Linked DNA regions of Homo sapiens: region 1 is linked to region 2. A link is a contact called in ENCODE Hi-C or POLR2A ChIA-PET data. All regions are on one chromosome and are shown on one strand. The core of a region is the stretch at or near the end of the contact, and the rest is flanking DNA. Distances in the headings are between cores, read along the strand shown. Region 1 overlaps CMIP (c-Maf inducing protein). Region 2 has its middle 19 kb from the start of MIR4720.

What was found. Hi-C counts contacts between places; a loop is a spot of excess contacts on that map. ChIA-PET counts read pairs that join two places held with the same protein, here RNA polymerase II (POLR2A). Pooled maps may share reads with other maps.
Region 1: a loop to region 2 is called in a pooled map, with 2.2 times the contacts of the local background. The contact joins two enhancer-like sites. A Hi-C loop is called at or near these places in 2 of 168 maps with a recorded cell type or tissue (endothelial cell of umbilical vein and heart right ventricle), 1 of 37 single-sample maps with no recorded cell type and 5 of 50 pooled maps. POLR2A ChIA-PET finds 5 or more read pairs at or near these places in 5 of 52 experiments (B cell, GM12878, HepG2 and 2 more).

Annotation. Positions count from the first base shown.
Region 1 is chr16:81,555,452-81,560,531 of GRCh38, forward strand. The region is part of intron 1 of CMIP (c-Maf inducing protein); the gene reads left to right. Among named protein-coding and RNA genes, the nearest start is that of MIR7854, 24 kb to the left of the region's middle. RefSeq lists a silencer at 3,393-3,687. Within about 2 kb of position 3,165, at least 12 of the 41 ENCODE cell types and tissues checked have a DNase peak (open chromatin) inside an H3K27ac peak, as active enhancers do.
Region 2 is chr16:81,401,590-81,407,380 of GRCh38, forward strand. No RefSeq gene overlaps it. Among named protein-coding and RNA genes, the nearest start is that of MIR4720, 19 kb to the left of the region's middle. RefSeq lists an enhancer at 2,159-2,238. Within about 2 kb of position 2,087, at least 4 of the 41 ENCODE cell types and tissues checked have a DNase peak (open chromatin) inside an H3K27ac peak, as active enhancers do.

The DNA.
Region 1 (5,080 bases), core at 1,915-4,414, 150 kb after region 2:
GCACACCTGCCCAGGTAACACACCCTACAGGATGCACACAGACTCAGTGTGCACAACAAAAGGGTCTAAGGCCTCATTCCCAGCTCAGCACATACACTGTCCGCTCCCTGTCCAAGAGGGCCTTGCCATTTGGGCATTTGGGGCCCGGAGAGATCTGAGATGACCCCATTTCCCTAGGCGGCCTGGCAGTGATGTGACCAAGTCTGTGAAGTCACCATCTTCATGGGTCCCCACCAGGGTATACTGTGCTCCCCAAAGCTAAATCAGGAAGGAGAAACGTCCCCACCTAAGCCTGGGGAGATCTCCAGCATAGATGAAACCCCTCCGGGCTGGTTATTGCCATTGGAGTGTGTCTGGTCTGCCCTGGTTGGGGGAGACTGATTCCTGCCAAGTGATTTTTCTCCCTGAACCTCAGTGTCCTCATCTCTAAAATGGATCCATAATAATACCCACCCCTGGGAGAGCTGTGAGCATGAGAGCTAGGGGTAAACCTTGGTATACAGGAAGTGTGCAATTAATAGGAGCTCCATTGTGACTGTTACTTTTCTTAGAATTTGAGTCCAGTCCTGGCCAAACAGAATCACCGTCTTCTCTGTCTGAAGCCATTTTTTCCCTGGAAAATGCAGACCCAGCGGTGAGCTATTTGTTCTCTCAGAGTTTCTGAGTCCTGGGAACTGAGGCCAGAGATCTCAGGAGTAGAACAGTCCACTTACCTGGCTGCACGTCATCTCATTTTGCTGTTACGGAACCTGTTCTAGCCCGGGTGGGGTGGAAGGCAGATGTTGGACTGGTTATTATGGGGGAATGCCTTCTGCTGCAGAAGGAGGTGGCGGCGGGCACTAGGTTGCTTCCACCTTTTGGCTACTTAGAGTAATGCTTCTCTGAACACGGGTGCGCTGGTGTCCCTTTTAAAAGTCCCTATTTTTAATTCTTCTGCATATATAGCTAGGAGTAAAATTGATGGATCACATAGTAACTTGGCTGCACCCTTTTATATTCGCGCCAACAATGCGTGAAGGTTGTGATTTCTCCACAATGTGCCAACGATTACTATTTTCCGTTGTTTTATCAGTGGCCCTCCTAATGGGCATGAGGCAGTGTCTCCAGAGACAGAAGGTGGAATCCTGGTAACCACAGGTAGAAGGAAGGGGAGCCGGGAGTTGGTGTTCGATGGGGACAGAGTTTGAGTTTGGGAAGATGAGAAAGCTCTGGAGGCCGACAGTGGCGATGGTTGCACAGCAGTGTGGATGGACCAAATGCCACTGAACCGTACACTTAAATGGTTAAAATGGCTAAATTGGACATCACTTATACACACAATTGTACATCACGTGTACACACACAAAAGCAGGTGTCACATAGGAGACACCCAGTTTAAGGGACATTCTGTACGGTGCCTGAATGGCGCTCCTGAAAACTGTGCAGGTCCTCAAGGCTGAGGAAAGCGTAAACTGTCCCAGACCAGGGAGGCCAAGGAGGCGCGATGACTCAATGTCATGTGGTGCCCTGGATGGGATCCAGGGACGGGAAAAGGACACTTGGGAAAAACTGGTGAAGTTCACGCAAAGTGTCCGGGTTAGTTCAGCATCAGAGACCAATGATGGTTTCTTGCTTGTGACGAAAATGTTCCATGGTCTGAAAGGTGTCAACACCAAGGGAAGCTGGGTGAGAGGGCTACCAGAATCCTCTCTACTGTCTTTTCAGCTTTTCGGTAAATCCAAAAGTACTTTCAAATGAAAAGTTTAATTTAAAAATGAGAAGCCACCTCCCCCACGAGATCATGAAGCTCCATGAAGGCCAAGGCCATGTCAATGCCAAATGCATGTTGGTTGAATTCACTCGTGTTGGTTGAATTTACTGATGTTGGTTGAATTTACTGATGTTGGTTGAATTTACTGATGTTGGTTGAATTCACTCATGTTGGTTGAATTCACTTATTACTGTGTACTTACCATCTTGTTGGCAGCCTCTTCGTTCTTTTTTTCTAATTGACAAACAATAGTTGTATGTATTACATATTTATGGAGTATAATGTGATAATTTAATATATGTTTATAATGTGGAATAATTGATTAAATCATGCTAACAAATCCAAAAATAAAATAAAAATAAATAAAAATGGGAGGACTAGGCAGCACAGTGAGACCTCGTTTCTACAGAAAAAATGTTTTTAATTAGCCAGGCATGGTGGTGCACATCTGTGGTCCCCGCTACTCAGGAGGCCAAGGTGGGAGGATCGCCTAGTTCAAGGCTACAATGAGCTATGATGTTGCTACTCCACTCCAGCCTGGTTGACAGATCAAGAACCTGTCTCAAAAAACAAGACAATTGTGGTGAAATACACATAACATCAAATTCACCAAATCGGAGGTGTTTTTAACATACAGTTCGGTGGCATTAAGTACATTCCCATTGTGCAACCATCACTACCCTCCATCTTCAGAACTCTTTTCATCTTATCAGACAGAGACTCTGTCCCTGTTAAACACTAACTCCCCATTCCCCTCCCCGAGCCCCTGACACCTACCATTCTATGCTCTGTCTCTACGAATTTGACTGCTCTAAGTACTTCTTGTAAATGCAGTCACGCAATATTTATCCTTTGTGGTTGGCTTATTTCACTAGGCGTCATGTTCTTAAGATTCTTTCATATTGTAGCATGTGTCAGAATTTCTTTCTCTTTTATGGCAATATTCCATTGTCTGTGTATGCTGCACCATGCTTCTCCATCCGTCCGTCCATCAGAGGACACGAGGTTGCTTCCACCTCTCGGCCGTTAGAGATAGTGCTGCGGTGAATGCAGGCCGTGCTTCTCCATCCCTCCATCAGCAGACACGAGGCTGCTTCCGCCTCTCGGCCGTTACAGATAGTGCTGCAGTGAACGTAGGTTTACAGGTATCACACACAGACCAAGCTTCCCATTCTTTTGGGTCTGTACCTGGAAATGGAACGTCTGGATGATACAGCTCTTCTCCGGTTAAGTTTTTGGGGACCTGCCAGATTATTTTCCATAGTGGCTGCCACATTTTACATTTCCACTAACAGCATGTAGAGACCAGGGATACTGCTCAGTGCCCTGCCACACACAGGACACCGCAGAGATGACCTAGCCCCAAATGTCAACAGTGCCCAGGTGGAGACAGCCTGGCTTGGAGTGAGCAAGGGGCAGAAGGAAAGACAGGAGGCGTGGGGAGGAGGCAGGCCAGCCAGGCAGGCTGCTGGGAAAGTTGTCCTGAGCACATCTTGGAATGAACACAGCTGCGGCAGCTGTGAGTATTTGCTGCTTGGCACCCCAGGAAGCTTTTCTTGGATTGTCTCATTTCAGTCCCCAATGCCAGGAGCTTGGCATAAAATGTGTTGAGAGTGGCTGCGCACAGTAGGCCCACTGTTCCTCCCGCCTGCAGCCATCCTGACTTTGTTCCCTTCAGCGTCACCTCCCCAACCCCGCCACCAGGTACTTTGTCCTTTGAAAGCAAGGTGCAAACACTGGCAGGCGAGCCCAGTAGATAAGATGTCTGAGTAAACACCCAGCCCTCTCCTTGTGGGATCCGCATTACCCCGTGTTTGTGAATGATCGGGGTTACCTGGCAACCAGGCCTGGGCGCCCCTCCTGCCGCCCAGAGCCACCAGGACTTCCTTCTTCTGTGTGCGGCTTCCAGCTTGTTGGCCTCCACAGGCCGGGCATGCTGGGCAGAAGAAGAGGGTGGCGCTTTTTGTTTTTATTTAAAAGGGAACACCAAGCCTGGCTGAGCAAACCAGACAGTTTGATATCAGACCCCGAACATGGCCTAGGTGGGCTTGGGGTAAGAGTGACCCCCAAGAGTGGGGTGAAGGTGAACATTTATTATGACACCAGCATCAGTGGTCACTTATTTCATGCTGGGCCAGCCTCATGATTCTTTTGTGCCTCTTTATTGAAAGCCTCTTGTGTTTCTGGAGCTGTTCTAGGTGCAGGAGATAGAGCAACGACCACAGTAGTTAAAATCTGTTTTCATATTCCTAAGTTCAGGTAAGGACAGAGAAGATAAACATGTAAACAGATAACAGCCATGCACTGCATAGTGACGTGGTCGGTGTGTGATGGTGGTCCCATAAGATCATAATGGAGCTGAAAAATTCCTGTCACCTACTCATGCCATAGCTGTAGAGATGTCATAGTGCAATGCATTGCTCAGGTGTTGGTGGTGGTGCTGGTGTAAACCTCTCGCACTGCCAGTCGTGCAAAAGCACAGCACCTACAGTATGCACAGTGCATAAGACTTGATGGTAAACAACTAAGTTACTGGCTTGTGCATTCGCTCTACTGTACATTTTATTGTTATTTTGTGGTATACTCCTTCTAGTTATAAAAAAATGAGCCATAAAACAGCCTCAGGCAAGTCTTTCAAGAGGTATACAGAGAAAGGCATTGTGGGGCTGGGCGTGGTGGCTCATGCCTGTAATCCCAGCACTTTGGGAGGCTGAGGCAGGTAGATCATCTGAGGTCAGGAGTTCGAGACCAGCCCGGCCAACGTGTTGAATCGCCATGTCTACCAAAAATACAAAAATTAGCGGGGCATAGTGGTGTGCACCTGTAATCCCAGCTACTCAGGAGCCTGAGGAAGGAGAATCGCTTCAACTGGGGAGGCAGAGGTTGCAGGGGCCCTGTCTGCGTCACTGCACTCCAGCCTGGGCGACAGAGCGAGACTCTGTCTTAAAAAAAAAAAAAAAGAAAAAGAAAAAAAGTTGTGTGTTTTTTTGGTTTTGTTTTGTTTTGTTTTTGTTTTGTTTTGTTTTTTTTTTTTTGAGACAGAGTCTCGCTCCGTCGCCCAGGCTGGAGTGCAGTGGCGCAATCTCGGCTCGCTGCAAGCTCCGCCTCCCGGGTTCACGCCATTCTCCTGCCTCAGCCTCCCCAGTAGCTGGGACTACAGGCTCCCGCCACTATTCCTGGCTCATTTTTTGTATTTTTCATAGAGATGGGGTTTCACCGTGTTAGCCAGGATGGTCTTGATCTCCTGACCTCGTGATCCGCCCGCCTCGGCCTCCCAAAGTGCTGGGATTACAGGCGTGAGCCACTGCGCCCAGCCAGAAAAACAATTTT
Region 2 (5,791 bases), core at 837-3,336:
GGTGACCTCCCTCCTAACTGATGGGAGATGACATCTAAACTCCCGATGCTGAGTAACAAGCAATGTAGACACCAAGGGCGATGAAGCAGCCATTCAGCATTTCCTGGCACCTGCCAGCTGCCGCCCACTGTCCTGGGCACCCAGGACACCAGCCCTGCGGTGGAGGCTCTGGCCTGGCACTTTACACCTTTGCTTGAACATGAGAACCACCTGGGGAGATTCCACAAACGCCCGTGTTTGGGCTCCACCTGAGACCAATTAGAGGCAGTCCTGCTCTAATTGGTTAATTACAATCAATCTCCCAGGTGGATTTGCAACCAGGGCTGAGAGTACTAGGCTGGTGGATACTAAAACCCCACATTTTTGTTTGGTTGATTTTTTTTTTTTTTTTTTTGAGACAGCCTTGCTCTGTCGCCCAGGCTGGAGTGCAGTAGCACAATCTCCGCTCACTGCAACCTCCACTTCCCAGGTTTAAGCAACTCTCCTGCCTCAGCCTCCCGAGTAGCTGGGATTACAGGCGCCCGCCACCACGCCTGGCTAAGTTTTTGTATTTTTAGTAGAGACAGGGTTTCACCATGTTGTCCAGGCTGGTCTCTAACTCCTGACCTCAGATGACCCGCCCACCTCGGTCTCCCAAAGTGCCAGGATTACAGGTGTGAGCCACCGCGTCTCGCCCCCACATTTGTTGAGAAGTCATCTTGTGCCAGGCTTTAAGGATTTTATTTTATATATATATGTATGTATTTTAATGCTTATTCTTTTCTTTTGAGATAGGGTCTTGCTCTGTCACCCAGGCTGGAGTGCAGTGGCACGATCATGGCTCATTACAGCCTTGACCTCCTGGGCAGCGATCTTCCCCCCTCAGCCCCCTGAGTAGCTGGGACTACAGGTGCATGCAACTGCACCTGGCTAACTTGTAAATTGTTTGTAGAGATGGTCTCACTACGTTGCCCACGCTTGTCTGAAACTCCTGGGCTCAAGGGATCCTCCTACTTTGGCCTCCTAAAGTGCTGAGATTACAGGCGTGAGCCACCACGCCTGGCCAAGAATGTTATATATGTAAGTATTAGTTCCTTTCCTCTTCACATGATCCCTCTGAGGTAAGTGCTGTTATCGTTATCTCTATTTTGCAGAGGAGGAAACTGAGGCATAGCAGGCACAAGTCGGGGATCCCTGTGTGTTAGCCAGGGCCTGCTATAGCTCTGCCAGGAGGGCTGGCAAGGCAAAAGAGAGCACTGGCCTGGGAATCTGGCCCAGCGTTGATCGAGGGCCTTGGACACGGGACTTAATCTTTGCCAGGACTTCAGTTTTCTCATCTGAATAATGGGCTTGATAATAGATTTGGCTGGGTGCAGTGGCTCACACCTGTTATCCCAGCACTTTGGGAGGCTGAGGCGGGCAGATCACTTGAAGTCAGGAGTTTGAGACCAGCCTGGCCAACATGGAGAAACCCCATTTCTACTAAAAATATAAAAATTAGTCGGGTGTGGTTGTGGCTGTCTGTAATCCCAGCTACTCAGGCGGCTGAGGCAGGAGAATCGCTTGAACCGGGGAGGCAGAGTTTGCAGTGAGCCGAGATCATACCATTCCACTCCGGCCCGGGCGACAGGGCAAGACTCTGTCTCAAAAAAAAAAAAAAAAAAAAAAATAGAAGTGAAGATGAAGCTGGGTGATGGAGAATGGGGCATACCATGGCCACTCCAGGGAGAGCTGTTAGCGGGAGTGGTTCTGTGCACCCAAATACTAGCCAATAAATCAATACATAAGCAGGAAGAGTACTTCCAACCATTAAAATAATTTGAATAATATTTGAATAATTTGAATAAATAATATTATTTTAATTGATTATTGTGGGATCAATGAATTCTAAATAAAAAATGCACTAAAAGTCTGTAGTGGGTGATGGGGTGGGGGATTTAGGGGTGCCGACGGGGTAGACCCCTATTGAAAGAGGCACGAAAACTGGGAGATGAAAAGCATAGGCTCGTTTGCCCTGTGTCTTCCTTCTCACGGCAGGGGATCGGCCGGCCACCTTCTCCCTGTGACTTCCTCCCAGTCCCGTCACCAAACCCCTGAGGCCGTCCTGGCATCAGACCGCAGGCCATAAAAGCGTCCAGCAGAGGGCGCCCCAAACCCACGAGGGCCGCGGCGAAGAAGAAGGTAGCGGCCGCTGTCCTCTCCCCTCCCAGGCAGGTCCGGTGCGGAAGGGATCGCTGGACACTGGCGATGGTGGAGAGGCATGGTGGGCCGGGTCCCCCGCACCCTTCATGGCCCTGACTCGGGGCTGCCCATGACCTTCAGCGTCAGAGCTCGGTCTGGTCCATGCCTGCCTTGGGGAAGCTGCGCCGCCTCTGCACCCACCCAGGTCAGGGCCACCTTCCCTCCATTTGCAGCATGAGCAGGTCTGAGGTGGCGGCTCCGGGCTGAACAGCAGGAACTGAGTTCTTTGTCCACATGTGAGGGTGGGCAGCCCATGAACAGTCCACCCAGACACAAGTTACCCTGCCCCCGAGCCGGAATCCAGCCCTGAGACCCCACAGTGCTGCCTCTGAAACAGTGCTGGGACGTCTCTCTGAGCCTGAGCTCAGACTTTGGTGTCCCGCTGCTGAGGCCGGGGTCCCGCCGCTGTGACCGTGGCAAGGGTAAGCCCTTTGTGCACCTGTGCCGTTGCCTGTAAAATGCTGGCAGTAATCACAGTGGAGCTACCCTAGAGGTTTGCTAGGAGGGTTACATGAGCCGTGCCTGGCACGGGCCACAGAGGGTAGGTTGCACATGGCTCTTTTCCCCACTGCCCAGTTATTAATCCAGGTCACAGTTACTTCTTCCCCCAGCCTCACAGAAGATGGGGGCCACTGTAAACCCCACCCCATCCCAGATGAATCAAGCCATCACCATACCCCCCCCCTCCAAATGATCCATGCCACCATAATATGCCCTCTGGATGACTCAGACCACCACTGCCCCCTCCCCAACACACACGTACACCCTGATGGCCCCAGCAGTCTCCTAACTGTCCTCCCTGGCTCCAGCCTTGCCCTGCTCCCTTCCACCATCCACTCTGCAGCCAGACTGATTTTTCTAAAATGCAAATCTGATCACATTACTTCCTACTTAACATCCACCAACAATTTCCCAATAAACTCGGGATGAAATTCAAGCTCCTTAATGTGAGTTCTGAGGCCTTTCCTGATCTGGCTGGGGCCTGGCACTCCAGCCTCATCCCTCTGAGTGACAGCCAGAGCCCAACCATGGGGGGCCCAGGCAGGAACTGTGACACCCCCAAATTCCACTTTTTAAAATTTTATTTTATTTTAAGTTCCGGGATACATGCGCAGAATGTTCAGGTTTATTACATAGGTAAACGTGTGCCATGGTGGTTTCCTGCACTTATCAACCCATCACCTAGGTATTGAGCCCCCCACATGCATTAGCCATTTATCCTGATGCTTTCCCTCACCTCACACCCCGCTGCTGACAGGCCCCAGTGTGTGTTGTTCCCCTCCCTGTGTCCATGTGTTCTCAATGTTCAGCTCCCACTTATAAGCAAGAACACGTAGTATTTGGTTTTCTGTTCCTGTGTTACTTTGCTGAGGATAATGGCTTCCAGCTCCATCCATGTTCCTGCAAAGGACATGATCTCTTTCCTTTTTATGGCTGCATAGTATTCCATGGTGTAAATGTACCACATTTACTTTATCCAGTCTGTCATTGATGGACATTTGGATTGATTCCATGTCTGTGCTATTGTGAATAGTGCTGCAATGAACAAACTCATGTATGAATCTTTATAACAGAATGATTTATATTCCTTTGGGTATATACCCAGCAATCGGATTGCTGGGTCAAATGGTATTTCTGGTTCTAGGTCTTTGAGGAATCGCCACACTGTCTTCCACAACGGTTGAAATAATTTACACTCCCACCAACAGTATAAAAGTGTCCCTATTTCTCCACAGCCTTAAATATTTGCACATTTATCAAACAGGGAAACTACTTTTTATTATTAACATAAAAGGTATTCCTCTCTCTTTGTGAAAACAAGGGCTTTAGAATGTGCATACTGTGAAAGTAACCTGTTAACTTATCAGAAAATGTCTTTTATCTGACATTTTCCTGCCCTCATCAATGGATGACGTTAGTCACATTCCTTGAAGGATGACTGGAGCTTACATGGACCCAGGTTCAAAGTCGTAGTCTCTTTGAAGAGCCTCAACTTTTCCAGCCTGACTCCGGGTTGGAACCTGCGTGCCTGAGGTTCCTCTCAGGATCAGCGTCTCCACCGTCAGACATTCTTATGAGAATACGGGTGGGTCAGCGCCGGGTAAAGGTGCTGGCTAAGTTTCCACCTTGTGGAGGTGGGATGACTTGCAATTCCCGTCTCCTGATTCATCCCCGGGTTACTGATTCATTTCCCTGGAATCTGGACTGCTTATGGCCATGCCCCCAGCTGCTGCTGGGCAAGCTGAGTGCTCCATTCAGCCCTGGTTCACACAACATATTCCTGGGCTCCTGATACAGGGCCTTGCGAGCGTTCAGACCCAATGCTTCTTGCATAAACACACACACATACAGATATATATATATATCTGTGTGTGTGTATATATATGTGTATGTGTGTGTGTGTATATATGTGCATATATATGTGTGTGTATACATATGTGTGTGTATAGATATGTGTATATATATGTGTGTGTGTGTATGTGTGTGTATATATATATATATCTCTTTTTTTTTTTTTTTGAGATGGAGTCTCACTCTGTCGCCCAGGCTGGAGTGCAGTGGTGTGATCTTGGCTCACTGCAAGCTCTGCCTCCCGGGTTCATGCCATTCTCCTGCCTCAGCCTCCTGAGTAGCTGGGACTACAGGCGCCCACCACCGTGCCTGTCTTTTTTTGTATTTTTAGTAGAGACAGGGTTTCACAGTGTTAGCCAGGATGGTCTCAATCTCCTGACCTCGTGATCCCCCCACCTCGGCTTTCCAAAGTGCTGGGATGACAGGTGTGAGCCACCGCGCCCAGCCAAAATATATATATATATAGATATATATATTATGTATATGGGTCATGTCCGGCCCCCATCCTGCCAAAATATAATATTTTTCCAAAATATATATAGAAAATATTGCTCTGTTACTGTCACCCAGGCTGCAGTGCAGTGGCACGATCACAGCTCTCGTTGTAACCTCAGACTGCGAGGCTCAAGTAATTGTCCTGCCTCAGCCTCCCAAGTAGCTGGGATTACAGGCACGTGACACCATACGCAGCTAATATTTGTATTTTTCACAGAGATGGGTCCTTGCTATGTTGCCCAGGCTGGTCTCAAACTCCTGGCCTCAAGCCATCCTCCCACCTTGGCCTCCCAAAGTGCTGGGATTATAGGCGTGAGCCACCGTACCTGGTCAAAACTAATATTTTGAATGTTTCTTTCTGTCTTGAAGTTGAATTCCCTGGTATATAATTTAGCTATACATGTGATTTCAGATACATCAATATCATGCCTATTTACAATATAAAGGAGGATTAAAAAGAAATTAATTTGACATAAAATTGTATGTGGGGACATTAGAACCCCCTCTACCCCAGAGACATAAAGAAGTAGTAAGCCACTTGCTCCTGCTCAGGAATCCCCAGGAAGGCTGCAGCCACAGCACAGATGGCCACAGGTGTGCCTGTGGGTGACTCAAACATCACAGGCTGGCAGGCTCTCAGTGACGTGATTTTCCAAAATGGTGAGCAACTCTTGGTTAACGTCCAAATGAAACAAAGAACAACCTTACCTCCATTTACGCTGTG